Linked DNA regions of Homo sapiens: all the other regions are linked to region 2. A link is a loop called in an ENCODE intact Hi-C map of the cell type or tissue named here. Cell type or tissue: PC-9. All regions are shown on one strand. Each heading gives the region's core, and the rest is flanking DNA. Links, peaks and the distances in the headings are about the cores only.

Region 1 (6,739 bases), core at 1,028-6,027, 77 kb after region 2:
GATAACAGGCATGAGCCACTGTGCCCAGCCTCATTATATCTAAGAAACAGTGACACATGGCTAAAGTCTATAGATGGCCACACTGAAGCATTATAAAATGTTTTGTTCAAAATCACAGAATAAAAGAACATATAAAGCCACCATTTTTCAACAGTAAAATTTATATTATGCTTTTTTAAGTTACTTTGGATCTTGCTTTGTTAATTCATGACACATGCTTGATAGAATGTATTCAACAGATACTGATTGAGTGCCTGCTATATACAAGGCTGTGTCTGAGGTACTGGAGATACAGTAGTGAAACAAAAAATTTCTGTCTTCATGGTGCTTACACTGTAGTGGAAGGAGACAGATAGTAAACAAATAAGTAAACATGCAATGTCAGGTGGTGATATGTGCTGTAGAGAAGAGTAAAATGTGGGATAGTAAATGTCAAGGTGAGGGAAAGTTACTTTATATGGAATCAAAGAAGGCCTCACTGATAAGGTGACATTTGAGCAAGCATATGAAGAGTGAGCCATGCATCTGGGTTGTGGTATATCATATCCACAATATTTTGCAGCTCTTTCCGTCAAAAGGTAGAGTTTATTTCCTTACCCCATTGAATCTGACTTGCCCTTACAACTTGTTTTTAACCAAGTGTCAAAGAAGACATTGTGAATTCCAAATCCTAGGCCTTAAGCGACCTTTCAGCTTCTACTTTTCCCCTCTTAGGATGCTCCTTCTATCATGTAAGAAAGCCTGGGGTAGAATATCTAACTTTGGGAGGCCACATATAGAGAGTGGACCAAACAACAGCCAACACCAAAGTCTGAGATGTGTGAGTTTGACTATCTTAGGCACTCCAGCCCCAGCCAAGCTGCCAGCGAATTGCAGCCTCATGAGCAGATCCGAGTGAAACCAATAAAAGAACCATCCAGATACCTGACAGAATTTTGAGAATTAACAATTCCACTAAGCTAACTGCAACATGGGGAAGGAGCATGGAAGGCAGAGGAAACAGTGCTTAACAAAGGCCTTGAAGTAGACATGTGCATGATTTGTTTAGGGAACAACAACAAGGCCAGTGTGCTAGAGCACAGTGAGTGAAAAGAAGAAATGGCGTCGGAGAGGTGGCTGGAAGCCAGATCATAGGGCTTTATAGATCATGTTAGGAGCTTCAGCCTTTACTCGGAGTGAAATAGATGCCATTGGAGAGTTTTGAGTAGAAGAGTGACATGATTTAACTCATGATTTACAAGAATTTCTCTGGCTGTTTGTGGAGAATACACAGGGGATTGGAAGTGTTGTAGAGGCAGAAGCAGAAAGATCAGTTAGGAGGCAATGGCAGTTATTTAGGAATAAGATGATGATGACCAGGACCAGGGTAGCTGTAGAGGTGTTGAGAAGTGGTAGGGTTTTGGATATATATTTTAAATAGAGGCTGTAAGGTTTGCCTATATGTGATATATGAGAGTCAAGGATGACTCTAGGTTTTTAGCCTGGACGCATGGCAGAATGGATTCCCATTTAATGGAATAACAGACTATGGAGGAACAAGTTTAAGGAAAAAATAAGAAGTTCATTTTATAAATTTTTAGTTTGGGATGCCTTTTAGGCATGTTAATGTACATGTTGAGAAGGCATTCAAGTCTAGTGCTCAGGGAGAAGTCTGGACTAAATTTAGGACTCTTCAGTATATAAATAGTAGTTTAGACCCTAAGACTAGAGTTATGAAACAGAAGGAAAGGATGATGGATGGATGGATGGAAATTTTTAGAGTTTTACCTTCTTTGTATTTGGATTATTTTGTGAGGTAGCTTTACATTTTTATGCAATTATACTGTTTAATTTACTGTCAATTTAAAAAATAAATGCTTTCTCCTAGGACATATGTGATTTACAACTTTTAGTTTTACTATCAAATTTTACATTGCTTATTTTCACAGTATATTAATTATGACTTAAGAACTTTTTTTTAAAATTGTTTGGGAGTGCTATTTCTTTCTTTTGTTTTGTTTTATTTTATTTTTGTTTTTTGAGACCAAGTCTCACTTTGTCACCCAGGCTAGAGTGCAGTGGCACGATCTCAGCTCACTGCAGCCTCCACCTCCTGGGTTCAAGTGATTCTCGTGCCTCAGCCTACTGAGTAGCTGGGACTACAGGAGTGCGCCACCATGCCCAGCTAATTTTTGTATTTTTAGTAGAGATGAGGTTTCACCATGTTGGCCAGCCTGGTCTCGAAGTCCTGACCTTAAGTGGTCTACCTGCCTTTGCCTCCCAAAGTGCTGGGATTACAGGCGTGAGCCACCACGTCCAGCCAAGAACTTTATATTCATTTAGTTGTTCATGTTATCCTTTCTGATTAACAAGTAATTGTGATACACAAAAATAGATACAAATCTTATTGCTTAAAATTGCCAAGTGCTTGAGCCCAGGAGTTTGAGACCAGCCTGGGCAACATAGTGAGACTCTGTCTCTACAGAAAATTTTAAAAATTAGCTGGGCATGGTAGCATACACCTGTAGTCCCAGCTACTCCAGTGGCTGAGGTAGGAGGATCACTTTAGCCTGGAAAGTTGGAGGCTGCAGTGAGCCAAGATCATGCCACTCTACTCCAGCCTGGACAACAGAGCAAGACCCTCGCTCAAAAAAAATTGCAAAGTGAATATTCACTTACTCAAATGAAAATATGTTGGTGCTATTTGCAGTCTTACTGTTAAATCTAGGTATTGAAATTCAAAGGTAACTACGTGTTGCTTAAAATAAAAACCTGCTCTAACGAGTAGATAAGCCTGGACAACATGCTGAGACCGCATCTCTACAAAAATTTTTAAAAATTAGCTGGGTATGGTGGCGCATGCCTGTGGTCCTAGCTACTCAGGAGGCTGAGGTGGGAGGGATGATCACTTGAACCCAGGAGGTTAATGCTGCAGTGAGCTATATTCATGCCACTGCACTCCAGCCTGGGCAACAGAGTGAGACCTTGTCTCAAAAAAAAAAAAAGAGTAGATAGGGACTTCCATCTCTGGTTAAGATGTAAAAACTCACAATAGATCATTGTTTCCCATATTAACAAGGAGATGAAAGTGAATGTGACACAAAATTATAGAGGTCTTTTTTCCTCTTATTTTGTTTGAACCCGTTAGAGAATTGAGAAAATAAAGTCTTTAAAGGCTGGGCGTGGTGGCTCACGCCTGTAATCCCAGCACTTTGGGAGGCTGAGGCCGGCGGATCACAAGGTCGGGAGTGCAAGACCAGCCTGACCAACATGGTGAAACCCCGTCTCTACTAAAACTACAAATATTAGCTGGGAGTGGTGATGCACACCTGTAATCCCAGCTACTTAGGAGGCTGAGGCAGGAGAAACACTTGAACCCAGGAGGCGGAGGTTGCAGTGAGCTGAGATTGCACTACTGTGCTCTAGCCTGCGCAACAGAGTGTGACTCTGTCTAAAAAAAAAGAAACAAAAACACACAAAATATATATATATAGATACACCCAGGTTATATCCTAATGCTACACCATTCTACATAAGGGACTTGAGCATTTGTGAATTTTGGTATCCACAGGGGGTCCTGGAACCAATTTCCTGCAGATACCAAGGGAGGACTGTATATCAAAATTTACAGAATGCAGCTAAAGCAGTGCTTAGAGGAAACTTAATATTATAGCTTTCAATATTGTATTAGAAAAGGAAAAATCAAGAACTAAGTTTCTACCTTAAAGATAGAAAAAGAACACATTAAACTAATAGTTAGTAGAAAGAAAACAAAAAATAAAGAGGAACGGGAATCAATGAAATAGAAAACAATAAAGAAAATCAGTATGCATTAATTAGTTTATTATTTCTTAGTGCCAAACCCACCCTTCTTGCCCTACTGTGTGATACTGTGTCACAGCAGGAGAGAAGAAGCTTTTCTTCTTGATATACTTGTGCTTTTTTTCCCTGGGCTAGCAGATGAGTATGCCGGAGGATCAGTAGCATTCACCTCAGCAGCCCTCCTGAACCAGCCACAGCCTACATACACCCTCTGGTGAATTTCTGTGTAAGCCTATTTATACCCTCTGATAAGTTTCTATGCCACCTGGTGGACAGCTTCTACAGATAACCTGGTTAGCCCATACCTACCAGGAAGTTTCTCAGCCAACCAGCAGGTTATTGGTATGAAACACCTTTGGTCATTGCCCTCCGGTAAATTTCTTTACAGGGAAGGTTGTGTGTTCCTGTGGCAGCACGCTCCATCCAATGAGCCATGAATCTCAGTGGCTTGGTGGAGGGAGCTTTTGTTAAGTTTTTTATTCATTCCTTGTTTATTTTCCGTCCACATAGAGGTGGCAGCTGCTTTCTGCAATTGGTACTTTTGAACACCTTAGAGCAGTACCATCCAATAGAAGTCATGTTAAATTTAAAATTTTCTAATAGCCACATTAAAAAAGTAAAAACAAACAGGTGAAATTAATTTTAATGATTTATTCAACACAGTATATCTAAAATATTCTATATAAAAGTATTAATAAGCTATTTTATCTTTTAAAATAGCTTATTTTAAACGGAGTTTTAAAAAAATATGAAGTTCTTGAAATCTTGTATGTATTTTATACTTCCAGCTGATCTCAGTGCCAGCTAGTCACATTTCAGTGCTCAGAAGCCACACGTGGCCTAGTGGCTACTACCTACCATACTGAAGTGTAGCCTTATCTCCTGTTTTATTCCTTGTCATTGTTGACCACCTTTAGTAGCTAACAATTACAATTTTTGATACAGGCATACCTGGGAGATGTTACAAGTTTGGTTCGAGACCACCACAATAAAGTAAATATTGCAATAAAGCAAACATCACAATAAAGCAAGTCACAATTTTTTTGTTTTCCAATGCATATGTATAAAAGTTGTCTTTATACTATTCTGTAGTCTTTTCTGTGTGCAGTAGCATTATGACTAAAAAAAATACACACCTTAATTAAAGATATTTTGTTGCTAAAAAAATGCTAGTGATCATCTAAGCCTTCAGCAAGTCATAATCTTTTTTGCTGGTGGAGGTTCTTGCCTCAATGCTGATGGCTACTGGCTCATCAGGGTAGTGGTTGCTGATGGTTGTGGTGGCTATGGCAATTTCTTAAGACAGTAATGAAGTTTGCCACATCAATTGACTCTTCCTTTCACCAAAGATTTCTCTATAGCATGCAATGCTGTTTGATAGCATTTTACCCACAGTACAACTTTAAAAATTGGAGTCAGTCCTCTCAAACCCTGCCACTGCTTCATCAACTAAATTTGTGTTATAACCTAAATCCTTTTTTATCATTTTGATGATGTTCACAGCATCTTCACCAGCAGTAGATTCCATTTCAGGAAACCACTTTCTTGCTCATCCATAGAAAGCGGCTCCTCATCCATTCAAGTTTTATCATAAGATTGCAGTAATTCAGTCACATCCTCAGGCTGCACTTCTAGTTTTAATTCTATTGCTATTTCTACCACATTTGTAGTTCCTTCCTCCACTGAAGTCTTGAACCCCTCAGAGTCATCCATGAGGACTGGAATCAGCTTCTTCCAAATTGCTGTTAATGTTGATATTTTAACCTCCTCCCATGAATCACAAGTGTTCTTATTGGCATCTAGAATGGTGAATCCTTTCCAAAGATTTTCAATTTACTTTGCTCAGACCCATCAAAAGAATCACTGTCTGTGGCAGCTATAGCCTTACAAAATGTGTTTCTTAATAAAACTTGAAAGTCAGAATTATTCCTTGATCCATGGGCTGCAGAATTGATGTTACATTGGTAGGAATGAAAACAATGTTAATCTCCCTAATAAATCTCCATTGGAACTTTTGGATGACAAAGTACGTTTGTCTGTGAGCAGTGATATTTTTAAAGGAGTCTTTCTTTCTGAGTAGTAGGTCTCAACAGAGAGCTTAAAATATGTATAAACCATGTTGTAAACACATGTGCTGTCATCCAGGCTTTGTTGTTCCTGTTCTGCACAGGCAGAGTAGATTTAGCATAGTTCTCAAGGGACCTAGGAGTTTTAGAATGGGCAATGAGAATTGGCTTCAACTTAAAGTCACCAGCTATGTTAGCCCCTCACAAGAAAGTCAGCCTGTCCTTTGAAGCTTTGAAGCTAGGCATTGACTTTTTCTTCTTTTTTTATTTTTGAGACGGAGTCTTCCTCTGTCACCCACGCTGCAGTGCAGTGGCACGATCTTGGCTCACTGCAGCCTTCGCCTCCTGGGCTCAATTGATTCTCCTGCCTCAGCCTCCTGAGTAGCTTGGACTGCAGGCGTGCACCACCATGCCCGGCTAAATTTTGTATTTTTAGTAGAGACAGGGTTTCACCATGTTGGCCAGACTGGTCTCGAACTCCTGACCTCAAGCATCTGCCTGCCTCAGCTTCCCAAAGTGCTGGGATTACAGGCATGAGCCACAGTGCCTGGCCTGGCATTGACTTTTTCTGTCTAGCTATGAAAGTCCTAGATGACATCTTCTTCCAATAGAAGGCTGCTTCATCAACACTGAAAATCTGTAGTTTAGTGTAGCCACCTTAATTCATTATCTTAGATAGATCTGGATAACTTGCTACTTCTCCACCCAGCACTTGTTGCTTCACTTTGTACTTTTAGGTTATGGAGACAGCTTCTTTGCTTAAACCTTATGAACCAACCTCTGCTAGCTTCCAACTTTCCTTCTGCAGCTTCCTCACCTCTCTCAGCCTTCACAGAATCGAAGAGTGTTAGGGCCTCTCTCTGGATTAGGAC
Region 2 (6,739 bases), core at 1,058-6,057:
TGGGAGGCTTAGAACAATAGGAACTAACTGTCTCGCAGTTCTAGAGGCCAGAAGTTCAAAATCAAGGTGTCAGCAGTGCGACAGTCCTGTGAAGGTGCTAAGAAAGGATCTGTTCCAGGTCTTTCTCCTAGCTTCCAGTAGTTCCTTGGCTTGTGGCAGCACAGTTCCAATCTTTACATGGTATTTTCCCTGTATGTATATGTATTTCTGTGTCTAAATTTCTCCACTATATGAGGCCACCAATCACACTGGATTAGGGTGCACCCTAATGACCTCATCTTAACTTGAGCATGTACAAAGACCTTATTTCCAAATAAGGCCACATTTATAGTCATTGAGAGTTATATGATTTTGGGGACACACAATTCAACCAATAAGAATTGCCATCTCCTTCTTTCTTTTAACTTTGCCAAACACACTGGTGGCCAACAGCACTCACTCACTCACTCATTCATTCATTAAATAAGCATTTGCCTATGTCAGGCTCTGTTCTGGTGTTGATGCAAAAAATAAAAACAAAAGAAAACTGAATACAGACCCAGTCCTTGAGAAATCACACTTCAGAGGGAATCAGAGGCACATTATTATGATAATAAGTACTATTACTGAGTTGGTATTGCTAGGAATGGGCACTTTTCAACTAATTTTCACGGTAGTGTGAAAAGTGATGTAACAGAAACATACTTGGAGAACCCAGGGAGGTCCTAAATTTGCCCTAGGGATCAGGAATACTTTCAGAAATTAGTTATTATTTCATCTGAGTCTAAAGGGATGCGTAGAAATATCCTAGGTAGCTCAAAGGTGGTAATATTGAGTACTGGATTCCAAAGAAGAGTATTTTATAGAGGAAAAAACAGCAAAGGTTAAGAGACAAATTGTAAACCCCAGGAGGGGTGGGGTTTTAGTCTGTTTTATTAAGTATCTCCTGTATCTCTAGTGCTTTGAACAGTGCCTAGTTCATTCAAAAAGTAATCATTGAATGAATTTAAGGGCATCATATATCTAAGGGATGCCATGGCCTGCAGTTCACTGTCGCTGGAAAAGTAGACAAACGTCCAGTTTCAAAGAGACCGGTAAACTACATTAAATGTAAGAGACGAGGGGTGAAAGGTTGATGATATATATCGCTAGTATTAAAAAAATTCCAGGAAGTCCAGGAATGCCTGGCATCCGTCCTGCCAATTACCCTTTTCCCCAGAGTATGTACAAGGGGGAGGAGGCACCCAAGGGCCAGGAGAGTGGAGGGGCACAGCTCCACAATCTCCAAAGTAGGGTTCTCTGGCCAAAGCAGGATTGAAGCACATGGTTTGGACTTGAAATGTACGTGGAGCCTCCCACTCTCCTCCTTCCACTCCATCCTCCCCTCACTCTCCGCCCGACTCCACCACTGGCTCCTGAAGGAAACCGGACAATTTCCAGGCCCTCCCCAAATCCCACGGGAGGAATCGCCGAGCGCGCTCCTGCCCGCCGGCCCCGCCCCCTTACCCTCTGGAACGCAGCGAGAGCGCACGCGCGCCTAACGGAGCAGCGCGCGCGCCCGCAAGCTCCCCGCATCCCCGTGCTCATCCGGGTCTCAGCGAGCCTCGGCCAATGGTGGCCGCTCATGGCCCTTGGGGGCGGGGCTAAGCCTTCCCTCACAAGGGGCCTGTGGTCAACGCGATTTGCTTCCAAGGGACGGCCACCAGTCGGCACAGGAAAGGGGCAGAGGCAGTGAGTTCAGCGTGTGGACGAGGGTCAACAAGTTTGGGATCAAGCGGCTGCCGCTCCTCCAAAAGCGACCGAAGCGCGAGCAGATTACCCCTCCGAGCCAGTGTAGTAAACACACTTCAGAAACGTGAGGTGCCGGTGGTCACGAGGGGAGCGCGCCCTCCAATGAGGAGCCGGGGGCGGGGCCGAGGCCGCTGACGCGGCGGCGGCGGCAGAGTCACCCGGGCAGCCTCGGGACCGGTCACCGGCCGGCAACCGTCCAGCGGCCTCGACCACCGCCTCTAGCCTCCGTTCCCGGTCCTTTCTCCCGGGCCGAGAGACAGCGTCGCCGACAGGGGCTCATTCCCCTCCGGTTCTCCTCGGTGACTCACCTCGGGCGGGCCGTTTTGTCTTTAGGGGCCGCCTTGGTGGGGCGAGGTTTCCGTGACGAATCTCCTGGGGCCGTCCGTGCCGGCTCGGGCCGTCGTGGCGGCTCGAGCTCCTGGAACTTGCTCAGGCTCCGGAGGTCCGAGGCCCTCGAAGTTATGCGTCGCCTCCAGGCGGTTGCGGCGGGCGCGGGCTCCTAAAGGGCGTCACACCCGGACTCCGCCGACTAGGCAACCTCCATTCATCTTTCCACTGCGCCTCCGGCGCCCCCGCCTTCTCCGGTCCCCTCCTCGGAGTCATTTTTTCCTGTTCCCCCTCTGCCGCCCTTTCCTCACGCCCCGGGTGAGGCAATTCTCTTGGAAGCGAAGGTGTCGGCTATGAGCCGGAGCCTCCTTCCTTGAATTTCTCCGTGGAGGACCCGCCGCGCCCCCCGGCATGGGGGTGAACGCCGTGCACTGGTTCCGAAAGGGGCTCCGGCTCCACGACAACCCCGCCCTGAAGGAGTGCATTCAGGGCGCCGACACCATCCGCTGCGTCTACATCCTGGACCCCTGGTTCGCCGGCTCCTCCAATGTGGGCATCAACAGGTGGCGGTGAGTCACAAGCCCGTGGGAAATGGATTTGGGTGTTTAATGAGTCTGATGTTAATGAATTCCATGCGATCCGCCAAATCTGTGAATTTAGACGTGGGACTGTCTTGCTTATACCGCTTACGAATTTTAGGTGCCCTAAGTATTAAATAGAATTGACTTAATACTTCTCTGGCCAAAGAGTACTGACGACCTGAAACACTCGGTCTTCATCAGTGAGTTATGTGTCTTTCTGTGCTAACTGGAGCTCCTCCCCTGAATTTGTGGAGAATTCTTAGTGCTGGAGTTAAAGAAACACCTTTCCTGTCCTTAGTGGCCATTGTATATGGATTCCCTTGGCCTTTTTGTGGCATTCGGAAGGATTGTGATGTTTCCTGTTTACGTTTGTGTCTAGGTAACTCATAGTATGGAGAAAAATCATTCATTCAGTACAGCAGGCTCCAGATCCAGTGTTCTTCCACCTTGAGGTTACTGTGGGAAAAGCAAGGGAAACAGCATTATCTGGTTTCTCTGCTCGGTTCTTTTTCTCAACTCCTCCTTGTGGTTGCCGAGACAAAGCACAGTTTTTCTTTCTAGGCAAGTTGTAGTCCTTCTAGGGATCAGAGCACTGAAAGAAATCTTAGAGATGCTTTATGATCTTTTCCTGAAACACCAGGCTACATGATTGTTAGGCCCCCTGGTGGAAATAAAAGCATAGCTCAACAGATAGACTCTTGATCACTTAGCATGTGCCAGGCACTGATTTAAATGCTAGGGATATAGCAGTGAGTGAAAGACAGAAAGTCATGTCTTCAAGCAGAAAGTAAAATATGTAGTATTTTAGGTGGTGATAAGTATTGTGGAAAAAAATAGAGCAGAGTAAAGGGATAAAGAATACAAGGGTAGGGATGGGGTTGCAATTTTAAGTATGATCGGGGGAAAAGTCACAGAGAAGGTGACACTTGAGCAGACCTGAAGGAGGTGGTGGGATGCAGATATCTAAGGGAAGACCATTCCAGGCAAAGGGAAGAGTAAGGGAAAAGGCAGAAATATGCTTGACCTTTGGAAGGAACAGCAGAAGAATCCAGTATGTCTGGAGCAGAATAAGTGAGGGAAAAATAGTAGACGATGAGGTCAGAGTTGACTTAGGGCCAGATTGAAGAGAGCCTTATAAGCAGTTTTCAAGATTTGGGTTTTTACTTAGTGAAATGGGAATAACTGCAGGATTATGAGCAGAGAAGTAATGTGATCTGACATAAGTTTGGAAAAGAATTTTTCTGCTTGTGGTTCTGAATTGGGGAGTGGAGGTGGACAAGAAGCAGGAAGTCCAATTAAGAAGCTGTTGGCATTCATCCAGGTGAGAGATGATAACGGCTTGAATCATAGTAATAATCGTGGACGTGGTGAGAAATAAACAGATGCTGGTTATATTCTGAAGGCAAAATACAGGGTATTTGTTGGCAGATTGGATATGTAGTGAGAGAGAAAGAAAAGGAGTTAGGCTGGGCGCGGTGGCTCATCCCTGTAATCCCAGCACTTTGGGAGGCTGAGGCCAGGAGTTCGAGACCAGCCTGGCCATCGTGGCAAAACCCTGTCTCTATTAATACTGAAAATATAAAAATTAGGTGAGCATGGTGGCGCATGCCTGTTATCTCAGCCACTCAGGAGGCTGAGGCACGAGAATCGCATGAACCTAGGAGACGGAGGTTGCAGTGAGCTGAGATCGTGCCACTGCACTCCAGCCTGAGTGACAGAGTACTCTGTCGCAAGAAAAAAAAAAAAGGACTTATAGTTTGGTGCTATATAAAAAGCACCAAAATTCAGTGCTTTTTATATAGTAGCAGTTTAGTTACTGTTTGAGAAAATTTTTGGCTTGAGAAACTGGAAGGATGGGGCTACACTTTGCTAAGAAAGTGAAGCCAGCTGGAGAAGCCATTGGGAGGGTGATTGGAGTTCTCTTTCATTAAGTCATTAAGTTTGAGATGTATTTTACACATTCAAATGGAGATAGCAAATAGGCAGTTGGATGTATCTGGAGCTCAAGACAGAGATCCAGGCAGGAAGTATAAATTGGAGAATTCATTAGTTTATAGATAATATATAAAGCCATTTATTCATCCAACCATTTATTGAACAAATATTTGTCAAGCACCTACTATATGCCAGGCACTGTTTTAGGTGCTAGAGATCCAGTATAAACAAAACAGCCCCCAATTCTCACCCTGTTGGAGCTACATTCTAGTGGAGCCGTGAGACTGACAGCATTAATAAAATGAGATAGACAAGAGATGCAAATGGTGCAAGGGCTGAACCTTGAATACTCTTAATGTTTATAAATTGTGGAGCTGTGAAAGAACCAGCATATGAGACTGCGAAGGAGCCACTAGTAATGTAAGAAGAAAACCCAGAAGAGTATGGTGTCTTAGAAGCCAAGTAAAGAAAGTATTTTGGTCAGGCATGTAATCCCAGCACTTTGGGAGGCTGAGGCAGGCAGATCACTTGAGGCCCGGAGTTTGAGACCAGCCTGGCCAATATGGCAAAACCCCGTCTCTAGTAAAAAACACAAAAAAATTAGATAGGCGTATGGCACATGCCTGTAATCCCAGCTACTCGAGGAGGCTGAGGCAGGAGAATCGATTGAACCCAGGAGGCAGAGGTTGCAGTGAGGCGAGATCGTGCCACTGCACTCCAGCCTGGGCAACAGAGCCAGACTCTGTCTCAAAAAAAAAAAGAAAAAGAAAAAAAAGAAAGAAGGAAAATATTTCAAGGAAGAGTGTTTTACTTACGTCAGATGCTACCGATAGGTCAAGAGGAGAACTGAAAAATAAAAATTGGATTTAGCAATTTTAGGTCATTTGGAATTTTATCTGGAGTGGTTTTGGTAGTGTCAGAGGCAAAAGTCTTTTTGGAATCACTCATAGTACCAAATTCAGTGCTTTTTATATAGTAGTAGCTCAATTATTGTTTGTTGAATATAGTGATATCTTGGAGTCAATAATTTTATATTTAAACAGCTTTATTAATTTACTTATTGACTATGGGATAATGCCCAAATTCCTTAGCCTGGCAAGATCTACCTTTTGGCTTATGTATTTCATTTTCTGCTGTTTACAATATGTGATTTCAACTCCAGGGGGAAAACCCTCTTAGTTTTCTTTAGAAGCTATCTTGTATTTTCTTCGGTCAACACTTTTTAGACTTTTGGATTTAACAGAAAAGCAAAATTTTAAATAGTATTCTACCTAATAAGCACATTAACAAAACCACTTTTTGATATTGCCATCCTTTCATTTAAAAAGGATGTTTTATATTTAAAAAAAAAAAGTTTGGCAGAGCTCAATGTCTCATGCCTGCAATCCCAGCTACTCAGGAGGCTGAGGCAGGAGAATCACTTGAGCCCAGGAGTTGGAAGCTGCAATGAGCTATGAATGGGCTACTGCACTCCAGCCTGGGTACACAGAGAGACCCTATCTCTTAAAAAACAAACAAACAAACAACAACAACAAAAAATTTGAAGGACATTGTCTCAGAATAACATGTTTTTGATTTGGGTAAATTTACAAGCTTTATGAAAATTTGCATCTCTTAGAAAAATTATCCTATACAAAAACTTATACACTAACATTCACAGAAGCATTATTCATAATAGCCAAAAGGTGGGAACAACCCAAATGGCCATCAGTTGATGAATGGGTAAACAAAATATGGTATATCCATATAATGGAATATTATTTGGCCATAAAAAGGAATGAAGTACTGATATACGCTACATGTATGAATGAACCTTAAAAACAAACTAAACGAAAGAAGCCAGTCACAAAATTCCATGTGTTATATGATTCTGTTTATATGGAATGTCCACAGTGGGCAAATGTATAGAGAGAGGAAGCAGACTAGTGGCTCCTTAGGACTGGGGAAGCTAGGGAGTTGGGAGGTGATAGCTAAGGGGCACAAGGTTTCTTTTTGAGATGATGAAACTGTTCTAGAAGGTGATGGATGATTGTACAACTCTGTGCTTGTCTGGGATGATTAGCAGTATTCTGAACTCTTGCACCACTTTTTGCTGTTGCTCCTCACATCACTCTTAGCATTTGCTG
Region 3 (6,739 bases), core at 665-5,664, 710 kb after region 2:
GGGGTGCAGAGGCCATTCACAGTTGCAACTGCAGTGCATACTATAGCCTCAAATTCTTGGGCTCAAGCAATCTTCCTACCTTACCCTCTAAAGTAGCTGGCACTATAGGCACAGGCGACCATGACCAGCTTTCAGAATCTGAAACCTTCTGAGTACAGACATGACACTCAGAGGAAATACTCATTAGAGCATTTCAGATTTTGGATTTCTGGATTTGAGATGCTCAACCATAAGGATAAGGACAATGCCAATATTCCAAAATTAAAAAAAAAAAACCTGAAATCCTAAACACTGCTGGTCCCAAGCATTTCAGATAAGGGATGCTCAACCTGTAACGAAAAAGTCTTTCCTCATTTGACGTATGGATTGCCACTTCAAGTTGTCTTGATGCTGAATCTAAGTGGTGATTTCATAACTGCATAAAATTCTCAAATGTCCTAACAGGGATCTAAACAGACTGCTTAGGCCTTCCAAATATTTCTAAGCTATGAAGCAAAGATATGCCAAGCACATGGTAAATGACACCATATGTGCAAAAAGCATGATTACTGCCAAAGCTTTGCTCTAAAAGGACTAAACTCTTCCTATATCAAGTCACTAAATACAGGGGCGATAACTCAGTCAAGTTATCATCAAAGCACACCAGCTGCAAAGACCGAACTGACTTTATGACTATTTAGCCTTCAGTAGTCACAGCTACAAATAAATGACATATTGCTATGGAAACGACAGCAAAATGCTCAACTATTTTACTTTAAAGACATAATTTAGACATCTGAAAACTGGCTTTATATGGACCTCTTTGTACTCCAGATATCTGAAATCATTTTTTCTAATAAGTCAAAAGTAAATCCTACATAATAAACTTATGAAAAAATAGCAGAGATAATACATTTCAGCAGGTCCCCTACACTCTAGCAATCAGCAATACCATTGAACAAAAATAAGGGGAGATGCACTATAAAAAGTGGCATGAGGTCTTTTTAGATATCTACAAAGCGTGACTTTTAAAGACAAAAAGAATACTAATGAGCAAAAGAGACTGATACACACACTAATGGTGACAGGTTGAAATATATTGTGTGAAGGCAGGAAAGGAAATAACTTCTTAAAATATCTAATATTCAGAAATCTCTAATGTTTCTTTAAAGTAGACCAAAATCAATCTATTATTACTCACAGTAGTCCCAGCAGGTAATAAGAGAACTGTGATAGCCCTCTCTAACTTTGTAACTGTTTCTCTTTAAAGAAGATAAATTTCAGCCAGGCACATTGGCTCACGCCTGTAATCCCAGCACTTTGGGAGGCTAAGGTGGGCAGATCACCAGGTCAGGAGATCAAGACCATCCTGGCCAACATGGAGAAACCCCGTCTCTACTAAAGATACAAAAATTAGCTGGGCGTGGTGGTGCATGCCTGTAATCCCAGCTACTTGGGAGGCTGAGGCAGAAGAATCGCTTGAACCAGGGAGTTGGAGGTTGCAGTGGGCTGAGATCGCGCCACTGCACTCTAGCCTGGTGACAGAGCAAGACTCCATCTCAAAAAAAAAAAAGATAAATTTCCATATAAGTTAGTTTCCAGGAAACACTGCCCAGCACCCTTGAAATTTGATTCTCTTTTCCACAAAAACTTTCAAACTACAGATGCCATCATAAGTGCAGGCAGCATACTTGGGAATACAAAATGTAAAGTGGGGAAGATTCATGGGCAGGAGAACCTTTGTAGTGATCCAAGTCCATAAATAAGGCTGATCTATGTCTTAAAAGCTTTCTCCATCATATTCAGACTCAGCATGGAATCTGGAAACCCTGCTGTTCCTGTCACTTTCAGCCAATTGTTGGTTATAATCAACAACCATCAAGTCCTAATGACTGTCAAGGTCTGTGTTAGGGCCACACAACACTCAAAGAGAAATGATGTGTCTTTTCTGGTATCCCCATTTGTTTTCCCGGGTTTCTGACCATAAAGACAACTAAGGAAAGAAAAAGGGCACTCCCCTTCCAGGACTTTTCAAAAAATACATGATCCTGTTTGCTCTTCACAGCAACTCTCTTAAAATTCTCACCTTAATAGATGAGTTATTCAAGACTTAAAGAGACTGGAAAATATGCCCAAGGTCACATAACTAATAAGTGCAGATGCTGGGATTCAACCTAAATCTGTCTGATTCTAAGATATCCAATACTCTATGCTGCCTCCCAGATGGAAAAGTCTAAATAGTGGTTATCAAACAAATTCCCATCAATTTATTAAAACATACCTATTGTGGGAGACCAATAAAAGTGACCATTTATGACCAAAATATTTAGCTCATTTATCCAAACTAAAAATTTTAAAATATTTACTGATTAGAATGTAGTGGATACGTTTCAGGAAAATAATTGGCAACATGCACCAAGTTTAAAAAAAAAGAAATTCCACTCTCAGGAATAAAGTCTTACAAAACAATCAGCAATGTGCACAAACAGGTATGTATAACAGTCATCCTAGGGTTGTGTTTAAGAGTAAAGCCTTGGGGAAAAAAATGACGCCTAAATGCCCCACTAGAGGAAAGTGGTTAAGTAAATTCCACCACAAGTATGCAACTTCTACACAACAGTCACTAAAAATAATGATGCAGATTCATAACAGGGAAAGCTATTCATAATGCACTGTTAAGTGAAAAAAATAAAAATGTATGTGTATATCACAAAAGCACAGGAAAACTGTCTGGAAAAATATATCCAAAAATGTAGATATACTTTTAAGTGGCTTTCTAAATTTAAATAATGCAAGGAATGTTTTTATAATCAGAAAGGGAGAAGTCTGAAACCACAACTACTGGTTACATAAATATGCATATTGTTAATTTACAGCCCTATTCTAAAAAGGATTTAAGTCAGCTGTGTGTATGTAAGCATATGCGTGTATAGATGTACAATATAAACATTAAACAAACTTGACAGAAGAAACTTTTTTCTTTTTTTTTTTGAGACAGAGTCTTGCTCTGTTGCCCAGGCTGCAGTGCAGTGGTGTGATCTTGGCTCACTGCATGCTCCGGCTTCCAGGTTCACGCCATTCTCCTGCCTCAGCCTCCTGAGTAGCTGGGACTACAGGCACCTGCCACCATGCCCAGCTAATTTTTTGTATTTTTAGTAAAGACGGGGTTTCACCGTGTTAGCCAGGGTGGTCTCCATCTCCTGACCTCGTGATCCGCCCACCTCGGCCTCCCAAAGTGCTGGGATTACAGGTGTGAGCCACCACGCCCAGCAAAACTGTCTTATTAAACTCATCACCGGGCCAAAAAACAGTACTTAATGTTTTCTGATTTTAATGTATGCATGAGTCTAGTCATGCATTTTCCATGAGTGATAGAAGATTATATGCATTATAATTAATTTATAATTTCTGGTAGAAAGAAAGAGTACTATGCATCTTCAAGTGTCTATAAAACTTTCTAAAAAAAAAAGTCCTTTGGATGCATGGGAACATACTGCCCTCTGCTGGAGATGTAATTCTACACCATTAGATAAAGTTTTCTTTTTTTTTTTTTTTGAGACGGAGTCTCCCTCTGTCACCCAGGCTGGAGTGCAGTGGTGCGATTTCGCCTCACTGCAACCTCTGCCTCCTGGGTTCAAGCAGTTCTCCTGCCTGAGCCTCCCAAGTAGCTGGGGCAGGCGTGAGCCACCATGCCCGGCTAGTTTTTGTATTTTTAGCAGAGATGGCTTCTCACCATGTTAGCCAGGCTGGTCTCAAACTCCTGACCTCAAGTGATCCACCCACCTTGGCCTCCCAAAGCGATGGGATTATAGGCATGAGCCACCGCGCCCAGCCCCGTTAGATAAAATTTTCTTTATTCATCAGTATGTACATAAAACACTGCATTGGGCACTGTGGGATCCCTACAAGAAAAGTCAAAATTACTTTTGTGCTTAAAAAATGCAAACCGTAAAGAAAGAAAAGAAAAAGTATATTTAAGAATTCTTCCTGGGCCCTCTGATATCATGGTACTGCTACTAAGACTATCATCATCATCATCCTGAAAAGAAAATGGCTCCATCTCATTTATAGAACTCAAAAGCACATTAGGCTACAATAAACAGTTTAAAATTTCCTAAAAGTTTCTTCACACAATTGCATTTAGAACATGGATGCTTCCTGAGTTAAAGAACCTGACTTGTCAATGTCCATTCAATACTTATGAATACTCTTACCAATACTCTCTCCCTAAATCCCAATCACCAGACTGATTTGAGGGCTACTTTCCTCCCTGACTCCTATACTCTGTCACCTGATTACAACTTTAACAGTAAAGACTCATTCCCTTCTTTCTTACTCCTCTGAGGCTTATACCCAAAATGCTTTTCCGTTTCAACGAACTTAGTTCAGCCTCAGAGGATCTCTTCCTTTGTTTTTTTTCTAATTTTGACTCAAAAATTATTTCCACTATCATAACTATTGAAACTGAATAAATACTATAAATTTCTAAAATTATCTGAAGCATCCAGTATCTCCTCAAATAATCTGAGCTCTTCATTTCAACTAAACTGGTTATCAAGATTCATTTTATACCTATATACAATCGGTTATCATTATCCAAGGTAGTTATGTTCTATAAAGTTGCTGAATTATACCAAATACTGAATAGTGAATACTGAACCATTGCTCCAGGAAAAATATAGGGCTAGGTTCCTGTGAGCCTATGGTCACAACATTTTCCTCAACTAATCAATACAGAACGTTATTTTCTGTGTGTTTCTTTTAAAAGATATTTAAGGCCAGGCGCTGTGGCTTACACCTAATCCCAGCACTTTGGGAGGCCAAGGCGGGAGGATCACACGGTCAAGAGTTCGAGACCAGCCTAGCCAACATGGTGAAACCCCATCTCTACCAAAAATACAAAAATTAGCTGGGCGTGGTGGAGGGCGCCTGAAATCGCAGCTACTTGGGAGGCTGAGGCAGGAGAATAGCTTGAAACTGGACGGGAAGTTGCATTAAGCTGAGATCACGCCATTCCACTCCAGCCTGGGTGAAAGAGCGAAACGCCATCTCAAAAAAAAAAAAAAAGACATTTAATATATATCGATTAGTTAACTTTGAAGTTAGCCAACAGCACTATAACTCATGCCTGAACAAAGCTTATCAAGCTTATCTAACACATATTTTCTCCAGAAGGCACATCACAGCCTGTTTGCCCTTTGGAACACCTCGACAGCACTTTAGCATTATACTAGGGGGCCATCTTATACTGCAATCAACAAAGCACAAAAATACAAAAAATACGGCACTAAATAGACTGCAAAACAGACACTCGATTACAGCATGAGGGCTGAAACAAGAAGGCAGAGTGTTGCCTTGTTCAATCTCAGCTGGGAATATGTGCGCTGGGTGATTCTAAGTTTTTACCACTCTGTGTCAGTGCATATCTGTGAATAACCACAAAAGCACCACAAGTATTGATTTTGGGGTTATGTATAAATTTTAGCAAGTAAGTGAATTCACAAATAAGGAATTTGCAAATACTGAGGATCAACTAACTGTATCACATAATGCCAACTATTTTTTTATTTTGCTTGATAACTAATACGACAATTTAACTGTTCACTGAATGTGTATAGTATTTACATCTTAGAACAGGTTAAATGGGCTGCTATGTAACTACAGGTACATATCATTTTTATCATGCTTTGCTTTATTGGGCTTTGTAGATATTGTGTTTTTTCCAAATTTAAGGTTTGTCCCTGCTTCCAGATTGACCCTGCTTCAGGCAAATCTATTGGTGTCATTTTTCCAAGAGCATGTGCTTACTTCATGTCTCTGTGTCACACTTTGGTAATTCTTGCAATATTTCAAACTTTTTCACTGTTATGGGGACCTGTGATCAATGATCTTTTTTTTTTTCTCTCTCTTTTTTTTTTTTGAGATGGAGTCTCACTCTGTTGCCTAGGCTGGAGTGCAGTGGTGCAATCTCGGCTCACCGCAACCTCCACCTCCCGGGTTCAAGCGATTCTTCTGCCTCAGCCTCCCAAGTAGCTGAGATTACAGATGTGCGCCACCACACCCGGCTAATTTTTGTATTTTTAGTACAGATGGGATTTCACCATGTTGGTCAGGCTGGTCTCGAACTCCTGACCTCAAATGATCCCTGCCTCAGCCTCCCAAAGTGCTGGGATTATAGGCGTGAGCTATTGCGCCCGGCCAATCAGTGTTCTTTGACGTTACTATTTTAACTGTTTTGGGGTGCCACAAACCGTGCTCGTAAGAGATGAAAAATTTAATCTATAAATGTGTGTGTTGTGACAGCTCCACCAACTAGCTATTCCCCCATCTGTCTCCCTTCTCCTTGAGCCTCCTTATTCCTTGAGACACAACAATAGTGAAATTAGGTCAATTAATAACCCAAGAATGGCTTCTTAAGTGTGCAAGTAAAAAAAAGGGTTGCATGTCTGTCACCGTAAATCAAAAGCTAGAAATGATTAAGCTTAGAAAGGAAGGCGTGTCAAAAGCTGAGACAGGCCAAAAGCTAGGCCTCCTGCACCAAGTTGTGCACACAAAGGAAAAGTTCTTGAAGGAAATCACAAGTGCTATTCCAGTGAACATATACATGATAAGAAAGTGAAACAGGCTTATTGCTGATATGGAGATGGTTTTAGTGGTCTGGATAGAAGAGCAAACCAGCCACAACAACATTCCCTTAAGTCAAAGCATAATCCAGAGTAAGGGCCTAACTCTCTTCAATTCTACGAAGGCTGAGAGAGGT
Region 4 (5,000 bases), core at 1-5,000, 520 kb before region 2:
GGTCCTGCTTAAACTTGGCTTCGATGGCCACCGCATCCAGCTTTCGAGATGCACAAAAGCAGTCGTCGGCCCTAAGGAAGGGAAGAGACATCATGCGGGTACAGCGGCTTCCCAGAGGGGCACAGGAGCAAACTCCGCAGGAAGCACCCTGGGACATTGCATTTGCTTTTCATGTAAATTGCCTGTTCCTAGGCTCCAATTAAAATGATGGCCTCCGGATGTCTCTTGATCCTTTGTCCTTTATGACTGCTGTGAATCTGTCTAGTCTCCTGTGTGCTCCCATAGCATACTGAGCTAAGTCACATAACGACTAATACGTATTGAATATTTACTATGGACTAGGCACTCTTGCTAAGCTCTTTGCATGAATTAATTCATTGAATCCCCACATAACCCAAGAGGTAAATCCTATGACCTCTCTTTCACCCATGGGGAAACAGACACAGATAAGGGCCCTGCCCAAGGCTACACAGTGTGAAAGCAGTGGAGCTAGGATTTGAACCCAGGTGGTCTGTGTGGAGAGCTGGCCTGTTTATCTACCGTCCCCCTGTCCTGCAATCACAGGACTTAACTATTTGCCTGTTTATTTGTCGGACTGCCTGCTCTAGGCTGGGGACTTCTGAGAGCAAGGGCCTTGTCTGGTGAGCCTCTCCATCCCAGGGCCTGAGAGGGCAAAGCACATAGAGGTTAATGGGAGCTGAATGAACACAGACTGGGTGGATTCTCTGCATTCGAAACAGTCGCAGTCGCAGGACAGAGAACCGGCAAGATCAAACAGGAATATAAATGGCAAGGTGCATGGGAATTTGTCATCCAGCCAGCCCAGGGCATCAAGAAAGAGGTTAGAGAAGGGTGGGGAGGAGAATCAATGGAATCAAGAAGGTGCTACAAATTCTGCTTATAAAGGATGTTACTTCCTTCTCACAATGAACTGATCAATCAATTAATGATGAAATCAAAGCACTAAGCATTTATTGAATACCTGTTTGTGCTAAGCTCTCTTCTAGGTGCTGAAAACACAAAGTAAACATGTCACCATCCCTGCCTTGGGGCCCCACTGCCTGGAAAGGGAGAGGACACAGCCATGGGTTGTTATAATTCAATGTGGCAAATGCAAGGATTGAGGGGTCAGAGGCACGCACTGTTACAGAACACAGGCGCTGCAGGAGTGCAAGGAAGCCGCCAGGCAGAGACTAGCAGATCCAGCAAGCCTTCGTGGGGGAGATGACCACTGGGCTATCTGTGTCTTTATTTTATTTTATTTTATTTTATTTTATTTTATTTTATTTTATATTTTATTTTATATTTTATTTTATTTATTTTATTTTATTTTATTTTATTTTATTTTATTTTATTTTATTTTATTTATTTTATTTTATTTTAAATTTTTGAGGCAGGGTCTTGCTCTGTCGCCCAGGCTAGAATGCAGTGGTGCAATCATAGCTCACTGCAGCCTCAGACTCCTGGGCTCAAGTGATCTTCCTGCCTTACTTACCCCAGTAGCTGAGACTACGGGGATGCACCACCACACCCAGCTCATCAAAAAAAATTTTTGTAAAGACAGGGTCTTGTTATGTTGCCCAGGCTGCTCTCGAACTCCTGGCCTCAAGCAATTCTCCCGCCTTGGCCTTTCAAAGTGCTGGAATTACAAGCATGAGCAACTGCACCTGGCTTGTGTCTTAACTCAGAAGATAGGAGATGAGAGAGCAGAAAAGCTTTGAGCAGGGCCAGTATGAGCAAAAGTATGGTGTTGAGACACACAGGTTGTGTGAGGGTAAACATGGAGGTTTCACTGTTTCTGGGGCATAAACTTCTAGGCAGAAGCTGAGGTAAGCAGGGCCTAGAGGACCTGTGACGTAGTCCTTAAGGCTTCAAACTTTATCCTTAAAAGCCGTGAGAGGAGTGATATGGTTGGATGGCCAGCCCTATGAGAGGACGGAGGGTGGGCCTGAGCCAACCCTAGAGGCCGGGAGATGTGATAGAGCCAACTGAACCAGCTGAGTGGACAGAAACCACTGCCAAAGTGTGAAGTGACGAGGGGCTGAGTTGAGACGGTGGCTACTGGGATGGAGCAGAGGGCGTGGACTCTGACTTCTCCATGTGTGCCTGTCCGCCTCAGATATGCACCACCCTTGCCCAGAGGCAGGTGTGTCAGCCAGAGTCAGAGCTGTCCCAGGCCCCTCACACTCCCCCTGCTTGCTGACTCCGAGGGCGGGAACTAAGGGGAGGAGCCAGGTGTTCGAGATTCCTGGTTCTGTTCCTGCCTCTAATGAACCCACTTTGTGGTGGAAGTAAGGGTGAAATTTGTGAGGAACGAGAGGGGGCCATTGTCCCAGGTTTATGGCGCTGAGACTCCTCAGTAGCTGAGGAGTGAACGACCACAAGAGCCCCAAGAAGTGGATGCGACGTGTGTGCCCCTGGCCTGTCCCTCATCACTCATCTGACACATCACTCATATTTGCGGAGGAGCCTTGGTCTGAAAACTATTCCGGAATGGGAATCCAGGGGTAGGAGATGCTTTGGCTCTAGATGCAAGACATGAAGCGTTTGCTTCTGGCCACCAGGGGGAGCTGCTGGGACGCAGACGGACTCCAAGGACTGGAGCCAGAAGCCTGGTGTTGCCATGAGGGGTCTGATCTGCACACCTGTCTCAGGACCTAAACGTCAGGCCAGGCCTCCAAGGGCCTATTTGCAGGAGAGCCCTGGGAGGGACAATAAAAGGTACTTAGGGGCCCAGAGTTGATCAGAATCTGGACTCCAGGATTAAGGCCTTTTCATGGCAGGTGGGAAAGTCAAGAACACCCCAACGCTGTTGGAAGGCTCCCCAGGGAAGACAGAGGGCTACCCCGGCAGTGGGGGAGAGCTGGCTGGAGGACCGGAGCCTGACTTCAGTCTATGGCATCAGCATCCGAGACCTGAGCTTCTAGGGCACAGAACGTGGCTGAGCCATAGAACTTCTTGGCACACCTCATGGGGGCCTTGAACATGGCTCTCCTACAGCTAGGGTTACCAGATTTAGCAAATAAAAATACTTGAGAAATATTTCATGGGACACACTTATACTAAAAACATTATCCATTGTTTATCTGAAACTGAAATTTAACTGGGTGTCTTGACTTTTATCTGGGAGAGGCCAGAGACTAGGGGCCCTGAAAGAACACAAGGGGAAACCATGGATCCTTCCAGAATGTAAACACAGCATCTATCTCCAGGGGAGGAGGGGGGACCCCTTGCTGCAGCTGTGGGCTTCATCCAAGGGACCAATGATCCCTAAACAATGGGTAAGGAAGGAGATTCAGGCAAAATGAACATGACAGAGGGAGGCGGGCCAGAGTAAGAGAGCAAGGTCACAGAGCACACATCACAGAGGCTTCCGGGAGAGGTGCGCACGGGTCTGGGTGTATCGTGGTGAAAAGTCTGCACCCTTGATTGGGGTTGTGTGTGTGCAAATCTCAGGGAGGTATCAGATTTGACTCACTATAGAGAAAATCTTTCTTCTCACATACCACTATCCAATTCTGGAAGAGGCTCCTTTGTGAAAGCAAGACCTCCTTTCTTGGGAGCAAAGATGCTATAAATTATTGTCACAGAAAGACACCCATTGGAGTTTCTTCTTTTTTGTCTAAGTTCCTTCTGATATCCTTCATGCTTGATGGATTCAATCAAATATGCATTTTTGCATGAAAAATATGCATTCTTTATTCCGTATGACTGGATAAACGTTATTGGGCACCTACGGTATGCTGGGCCCCACACTACGGGGCTACAAAGGTGGGAGACACAGACCCTGTGTTCACAGAGCTCACAGACTCGTAAATGAATAATTGCAAGAACATCAGGAGATGTGTTTACCAGCTATCGAGGTACTTGATTTTAATTAGAAAGAGACAAATGGCAAGAAAATTACCGTAGCTAAGATGATGATAATTGTTATTACAGGAAGCTGACATTTACTGAATTCTCACTATTGAAATGTAAGCTCTTTCTATGTATGAACTCAAACCATCACAACAAGTCCTGATGTAGGTAGGAGCTGCTGGAAGCCCCACTCCACAGATGAGGAAACTTTAAGAAAACTGTCCAAGTCACAGAGCTGGTAAGTGGTGAGCCAGGTTTTGACCTGACCCCCCATCCTGCCCTCTTCAGTGGGACCTGGCCCTCTCCCTCCACCATGCCTATGACTCCACACATATAGCTGCCTACTTGAGCTCAGCTATGGATGGCTCTCAGACCCTCAAATTTAGCAGGTCCCAAATGGAACTTTTCATTAACACACCTATCCCCTCCCTCTAAACTTGTCCCTCAGTCATCCCATCTCAGTAAACAGCACCACTGTCCACCCAGGTACTAAGGCCAGAACCTTTTCTCATGCCCATATCCATTCCATTAGCTGTTGGTTTTGCCAATGAAATCCCAAATCCATCCACTTCTTTCCACCTCTGCTGCCCCACCTGGGTCTCAAAGACCAGCATCCATCTCTGAGATATCCAGTTACTGCCACAGCCTGCTAGCTGGTCTTCCTGCTTTCATTCTCCTCATCCAAACCAGTCTCTTACACAAGGTCAGGGTGAGTTTAAAACATAAATAGAACCATGTTATGCCCCTGCTTAAAACCTTCCACTGCCTTCCAGTGCACTGGGGATAAAGTCCAGCTCTCCAGGAGGGGCCTGCTGAGCTCTACAGGCTCCCCCTTCCCAGCTTCTCTCCCTCCTTCACTCTGCAACAGCGACTCTCCTCTTTCTTCTGACCCTTCAAGAGGCAGTGGCTTTCCTGCCTAGAGGACTCAGCTCCTGCAGTTCCCTCTCCCTGGAAGGTCCTTCCCCTGGCTCTCTGCAGGACATCTCTGACACGTCCATACAAGCCAGGGCTCTCCAGGCCAATTTTGTTTGTCTCCTCGTTAGCATTTTTCACAGTTTGTGACTATTTTATTTACTTAAAAAATGTTTGTTTCTTCCAATAGCATGCCAGCCTCCGAGGGGCAGGACCACATCTATCTTGTT
Region 5 (6,739 bases), core at 923-5,922, 64 kb after region 2:
TCCCCAGGGCTAAAGCTGACTTTAGCTCCCTGTGACCTGTTATGCCTTCTTGCTTTTTGGACAACCCGGTGAATTATTTTAAGAACTTTTCTGTTGTTGTTGTTGTTTCTCAGTTTGTTAGTTATTTCTGTTAGGGTATCTTAATCCGGTGTACTGTCAACAACAGAAGTTGATAACAGGTTTGTTTTGACATTGATTTGAATATATTTTGAAATGTTAAAGCTTGTGTTGGGGAGAATATACAACTTAGTATAGAAAGCATAATACTTACAGTCCCCAGGTACCCCCAACCCCCAGCTCTTCTGAGTTTCTGTGATTTAAGCATACATACTATTTTTTCTGCTTTGGTTGCCCATTTCTGCTTTATCACCTTAAGCAACACCTATTAATTCTAAACTCTACTCAAATCTTTTCTTCCTTGTGCCTTCCCCTGCCCCCTTCCCCACCCCCACACAGTTAGGTTTCTTCTGGGCTACCATAATACACTTTTCATAATAAAATTTACCACATGGCACATAATATCAGTGCTTAGATATTGTGGTAGATATCATTACTGTACACTGTTATTTAGTGTCCCTTCCTGCAAGAAGATTATGCTTTCCTGCCTTTTTGAAGACTAACTTGGCCATGTGACCTGTTTTGACTGATTTGTTACCATGGTATATCCTAAATTCTTCTTAATTGATACACACGCCTATTCCTCAGCTTGAGGACAAAAACTGTATACTAGTCATTGTTATGTTCTTAAAGCTGTCAAATTAATTTTCCTAAAACATCTTAGATTATTACATATTCTGTAGAAAAGTCACATTATGTAGTACAAAGAGCACTATGGTTTGGAGTCAGAGACATCCAGATTAAATTTTCTGCTTCATTGTTTACCTGGGTATGGAAATGTCCTTGGTGAGTTTCAGATTCCATCATTTTTAAAATGAGATACCTTGTAAAATTGTTGGGAATATAATATATGTAAAGTATCCAGCACAATAGACATTCAGAGAATATTCTTTCCCATTCTTGTTCCTTCTTCATTGACTGTTGAATCAAGCCTTTAAAATCCCTTTCTTCTGCTTTCATTAATTTATTTAGTCATTAGATAGATATTTATTGAACTCCTGCTATATGTCAGGAATTGGACAGTGGGAAGTGGTGAACAAGGCCTAGTTGCAGGCTACAGTCCAGTGGCCAATAATTCTCCTTCCTTATCTCCAGCTATTGTATTGATACTTCAGGGTCACTACCTACCATCACCACCACATCCTTGAAATTTTTGCCTAAGCCGCTCCCCATATCAAAACAAGGAAAGAAAAATCCAGAAATGATTTCTCCCACCTGATTTTTCAGAGCATATTAGTGATATCTATTTGTATTTTATATGTTTTATTCTACCATAGCCAGTTCTGTAGTATTTATTTACATAATATACATATTCAGGTTACTTTTTTAGGTTTTAAGCTCTGTGAGTATTGGAACCTCATTTATCTTTGTATGACTCATAAATCAGTGATTGAAATTATAGAAGTAATTAACAGTATCACTCCTTCAAACACATTTTAGAAATTTTGTAGAGGAATTTTCAGTTGTCATAATGATTGATTTTTTTTTTTTTTTTTTTTGAGGCAAGACCTCACTCTGTCGCCCAGGCTGGAGTACAGTGTGCAGTGGCATGATTACAGCCAGCTCAGTGCAGCCTCAACCTCCCAGGCTCAATTGATCCTCCTGCCTCAGCCCACCCCAAGTAGTTAGGACTACAGGCATACGCCACCACGCCCAGCTAGTTTTTTTGTACTTTTTGTAGAGATGAGATCTCCCTATGTTGCTCAGGCTGGTCTCAAACTCCTGCGCTCAAGTGATCCACCCACCTTGGCTTCCCAAAAGTGCTAGGATTACAGGCATGAGCCCCTGTGTCCGGCCAGTTGTCACAATGATTGGAAGGTGCTAGTGGAATTAGTAAGGAGAAGCCAAGAATGGAAGATTTCTTTCAGTACTCAGAGTAATCCCTCAAAATAAATAGTTGTCTCTAGGTGCCATAGTGTGCATGCACGTAGTCCTGACTATTCAGGAACCGAGATGGGAGGATCACTTGAGTCCAGGAATTTGAGGCCAGCCTGGGCAACATAACGAGACCCTGTCTCTAAAGTAAATAAGTAAATAAAATAGTTTTTCTGAGTTACACATAAATTTCAAATGTTCTTCCAGATGTTTAATGTAAGTGAAAAACTTATTCATAATTGTCTGAACCTAGAGCCTAAATCTTTATGTATAAACAGTAGGTATTTTTTACACAATTTTAATATACACTGAGTTTCCCTGGAATGTATTTATCACCTATATAAATAAAGGAAAGATTGTACTTTGCTTTTTTTTCTGAACTTTCCTGTCTTGGTCAATATTTCAGAAAATCACATCACCAAAGGCAATATCACTCATGGTGTATGATGTTTGAGTCGCCAGTAACACAACTGTGTTAGTCTGTTTTGTAGCTGTTAAATTTTAAATGATTCTGTATGTAGGTGTGGACACTGAGTTTTAATTCATTGTCTCCTTATATCATGCCCACATATTTACCTCTAGAAGTACATGTTACTTCTTTTTAAAATATTAATGACTTTCCTTTAATTTCTCCTATATGTTTCAATTAGAGCATGATATTAATGCTTTAAAATTGTGTGTATGGAAATGTTATATTATCTAGGTCTTTTATTTCAGGATTTAAAAGAGGGCATTGCAAAATATTAGTTATAAAAAGTGATATAGGTCTACTGGTTTATGGCTTTTAGAGTGTGGCAAATGCAAAGTTTGCTTTTAAAATATATATTTCATCTTTATTGAACATTAAACTCTTATCTTCAGGGAAAGTGTGTATCACAAATATCCAGACAATTTAGGTAAAATTAAGTTAGATGAAAGCACTAAAAATTTGTAACAAACCAGAAAAAAGAGCATATGTAAATTTTATTAAATTTACACACACACAAATTGTTATATTTTTTAAATCTCTAATAAAATATAATAGACTTTGGTTAATGACTGAGAATCTCCATTTTTTTTCTTTATGATGGTGTATACAGAACTTTAGTTTTTTCTACATTTAACTCTTGTTTTATGTGGATAATAAGGTTATTCTCCTTGTAGTTTTAGTGATTTTAGTTTATATTCTTTGAATCAGTTCTTTGGGGTCAGCAATGAGTTGTTCCTGTTTAGATATTGTAAGTGTAGTTTTTATTGCTGAGTGTGTAAGATATATTTTACAAACTAGCATACAGAACCACATGGCTTTATTCTGGCATGGTACATGTTCTTAATGCCTTGTGTTCAGCAGCAATAGGATTATGTTGTATCTTACCATTGCCTTTTTTGGACTATTTCATAGACAGAACTAGAAATTCTAGTTATATAAAGCTGTTCTAGCACAGACTGGTAAGTAGGTCATTGTGACGGAGTATACTAAACCGTCCACTGGTTGCTATAGCAATGACCTACTTTAGGAAAATATTTCTGTTGATTCATGTTGAAGTCATCTTTTGGAAGTGGTATAAGGAAGCTTACTGCATATAATTTTTAAAATAACAGCAATAGATAGTGATCTCTGGAGGAAAAAAATCCTTAAAATGTTTAAAGTGAAGAAATATATATTTTGTCACCTAATGCCTCTTCAATTTAAAGTGGTGTGTTCAGTATTGTAATTAAATAATATGAGGACTGTGCTTCTATGTAGGCAGTACAATTATATGAAGGGATATAGTGAGTTTTACTATCATTTGGCCTATTTAAAAAGCAACCTGTTGTATGTAGTTAATAGCAGTAATAACGGAGCCATCAAATGGGTGTAGTTCAAGAAAATAATATATATGCCAAATTGGAGAAGGTCTGAAAGTATGTTCCTGTTAAGATGATATCATATGTATTTTCAGTGGAATATATTAAAAATAAATCATTCATTTCATTCAATATTGAGTGTCCCAGAGCACATGCATTTCTATTACATTAAAGTTGAACTTGGTGTGTTCTTTGGAACACACTGAATCTGAACTCTAACAGATCTAATCCTTTCCCAGTTAAGGGTAAAGGATTGAGCATTAGATTTTGTATAGTTTTGAAGTAACATTATTCGTTCAGCATTAAAGAGAAATCACACACATCACTGAGTTGATACTTTGAACCTGGGCTGTTAGAGGTATTATCAAGGAAAAATTATATGCTTAGAGATTAGTTGAGTCTTAATTGCGTTGTACCTTGTTTTATAATATTTATAGTCACATTGACCTTGCTACTGGGAAAGGTTTCCTTCAAATCATAGTTCAAAGTCACATTCAGATGAAGTTGTGAATTCAAAGTAATTCTGTATACAGGTGTAGGCATCCAACTAATTCACGTTTTCTTTTGTCATGCCCAAGTATTTACATATAGAAATGCATGGGGTGTTTTCTTTAAAAAAAAAAAAAAAAAAAAACAGGAATTATTCTCAAGGGAAAATAACAACTTCTGTTTGATACATATCTACCATGTGCTAGAGACTCTACTAGGTGATTTTATGAGGCTCCTAATCCTTTCAACAGTTACACAAGACACCCCTACTAGGTCATTTGATCCTGTTTCTAATCTTTTCAACAAATTATACAAGGCACATAATGAGATTTGTTTGCCAAATATAGAAACCAAAATATAGATTAAGAAAACTGTAGTTAGGGCCAGGCCTGATGGCTCATGCCTGTAATCCCAGCACTTGGGGAGGCTGAGGCAGGTGGATCACCTGAGGTCAGGAGTTCAAGACCAGCCTGGCCAACATGGTGAAACCCTATCTCTACTAAAAATACAAAAATAATTAGCCAGGGTGGTAGCACACTCCTGTAATCCCAGCTGCTTGGGAGGCTGAGGCGCAAGAATTGCCTGAACCTGGGAGGTGGAGGCTGCAGTGAGCTGAGATCGTGCCACTGCACTCCAGCCTGGATGACAGAACAAGACTGTGTCTCAGAAAGAGAGAGATGGGGAGAACTGACTTAATTTGAAATCCATTAGGAGGAGGTTTTATTTTATATATATATGTAATATATATATATATATTTTATATATATATGTAATATATATGTAATTATATATAATATATATATTTTATATATATGTTATATATATAATATGTATAATATGAGGTAAAATTTTTTCATCCTCTGAAGGACATAATGTACCTCAGAGGTTCAGAAGATGTAGAAGTGACTTTAAGATGGAAGATTTAAGGTTAGTGTGATATGAACTTAAAGGGATAGGAATTGGGAAAGGTATTCCAAGCCAAGGAAAGGCCCTGGAGCACATTCCAGGAGATTGAATGTGTGCTGAAAGAGAAGTTTGGTTTGGTGTGAGAGAAAGGGGTATGAGGTAGGAAATCAACCTAGAACCCTAGGTTAGTAGCCAAGCAAAATGATTTGTTGTGTATTGTATAGGGAATGAGTCGTTGAAAACCTTTGTATGGGAAGGTGTGCCTCATGAAGATCTGGAATTGCATATAAAATGAATTAGAATGGAGAGAGATTGTTAGTAGGCAGATCTATTTTAAGGCATTGCAGTAAATACAAGCAAGAGATAATATGAACTAGAATTATTGTAGCAAAAACAGAAGTGGAAAGGAAGGAGAACACTAAAAAGTAATAGATAACATATAATTGTGCTTACTATGGGCAGGCACTATTCTAAGAGCTTCGCATATGTTAATTTATTTAATCTCACGAACAATGCTATGAGACAGGTCCGATTACTGTCCCAATTTTACAGATGAGGAGACTAGATAGGACTTTTCAGGATTGATTTAAGGATAGTAATTTGTTGATAGACTTGTTAAATTATAGGACATCTGTGCAATGAAGTACTATGAAACTATGAAAATTGATGCTGTAGAAGTACGTCCATTGCCTTGAAAAGACGTTCACCATGTATTAAACCAGATACATATGTAGTGTATCTCGTTTTTCTTCTACTTTGAAGGAATGTATGCTAATTATCAATTTTAAACTTTTTTTATGAAGTTAAAAAAATGTGTTTGTTTCTCTGTTTCTCACCCCTATCTCAAACCCCCACTCCCTAACGGGGAGATATGATTAATAGCTTGGTAAGTATTTTTCCAATTATTTTCTTGTGCACATATAAACAAAAGTAGATGCATGCAATGTAAATTTTATTTTATCAGAGTAATATATGCAAATAGTTTTAAAAGCCTTATAACAAAGAATAGCATCATAGTGTGTTCTACTTTAGCCTTCTCTTTTGCTTTTCTTTTTGGATCTTTTCTACTTAAAATATTTGATTACAAAATACCTATATTATTTTTTAAGTGTTTCTATTTTTTAAATCTGTGCAGCTTTTATGTGAAATGAGAGATGTAAGTTATATCTGTGGAAGAAGAACACCATACTTAAATACAGCTTTTAGTCTTTTGTTTCATGAAGTACCAAAACAAAATTAATTCTTAGGTTTCAAAACTTTTCCTATTGTAACACATTACTTTAGTCCATATCATTCTGTGCATTTGTTTGGTTCATATAATGTTTATTAAGGCCAGGCCTGTGATGGTTCATGCCTATAATCCCAGCACTTCGGGAGGCTGAGGTGGGAGGATGACTTGAGGCCAGGAGTTCGAGACCAGCCTGGGCAACGTGGGGAGACCCCACCTCTACAAAAACTACAAAAATTAGCTGGGCATGATGGCATATGCCTGTGGTCCCAGTCACTCTAGAGGCTTAGGTGGGAG

Evidence for each region. Peaks named below come from ENCODE experiments on the same cell type or tissue, not always from the same donor. Only the 100,000 strongest peaks of a DNase experiment are listed, where the experiment ranks them.
Region 1: a loop joins it to region 2, with 8 times the contacts of the local background. A loop is called at or near these places in 28 of 110 quality-filtered maps.
Region 3: a loop joins it to region 2, with 4 times the contacts of the local background. A loop is called at or near these places in 48 of 110 quality-filtered maps.
Region 4: a loop joins it to region 2, with 13 times the contacts of the local background. A loop is called at or near these places in 11 of 110 quality-filtered maps.
Region 5: a loop joins it to region 2, with 5 times the contacts of the local background. A loop is called at or near these places in 33 of 110 quality-filtered maps.

The regions. Positions count from the first base shown.
Region 1 is chr12:107,011,590-107,018,328 of GRCh38, reverse strand. The region is part of intron 2 of CRY1 (cryptochrome circadian regulator 1); the gene reads left to right. Among named protein-coding and RNA genes, the nearest start is that of MTERF2, 28 kb to the right of the region's middle. In PC-9, for the core only: a CTCF peak has its summit at 4,063 (motif pointing left); a DNase peak (open chromatin) is centred at 4,108.
Region 2 is chr12:107,088,731-107,095,469 of GRCh38, reverse strand. It overlaps CRY1 (cryptochrome circadian regulator 1), which reads left to right and starts at 1,921. Exons shown (of 13, transcript NM_004075.5): 1 at 1,921-2,666. The coding sequence starts at 2,509. RefSeq lists silencers at 1,450-1,529, 1,860-2,089 and an enhancer at 1,630-1,779. In PC-9, for the core only: CTCF peaks have their summits at 3,036 and 3,238; DNase peaks (open chromatin) are centred at 1,169, 1,559, 1,829, 3,149 and 1 weaker place; H3K4me3 peaks cover 3,014 bases; H3K27ac peaks cover 2,559 bases.
Region 3 is chr12:106,383,138-106,389,876 of GRCh38, reverse strand. All of the region lies in intron 9 of POLR3B (RNA polymerase III subunit B), which reads right to left. Among named protein-coding and RNA genes, the nearest start is that of POLR3B, 29 kb to the right of the region's middle. In PC-9, for the core only: CTCF peaks have their summits at 3,263 and 3,464 (motif pointing left); a DNase peak (open chromatin) is centred at 2,516.
Region 4 is chr12:107,605,261-107,610,260 of GRCh38, reverse strand. ABTB3 (ankyrin repeat and BTB domain containing 3) reads right to left here. Exons shown (of 17, transcript NM_001018072.2): 5 at 1-71. Among named protein-coding and RNA genes, the nearest start is that of PWP1, 78 kb to the left of the region's middle. RefSeq lists an enhancer at 1-482. In PC-9, for the core only: CTCF peaks have their summits at 2,349 and 2,549 (motif pointing right); a DNase peak (open chromatin) is centred at 2,570.
Region 5 is chr12:107,024,484-107,031,222 of GRCh38, reverse strand. The region is part of intron 1 of CRY1 (cryptochrome circadian regulator 1); the gene reads left to right. Among named protein-coding and RNA genes, the nearest start is that of MTERF2, 41 kb to the right of the region's middle. In PC-9, for the core only: no CTCF peak of the experiment used is centred there; DNase peaks (open chromatin) are centred at 1,222, 3,472 and 5,362; H3K27ac peaks cover 1,983 bases.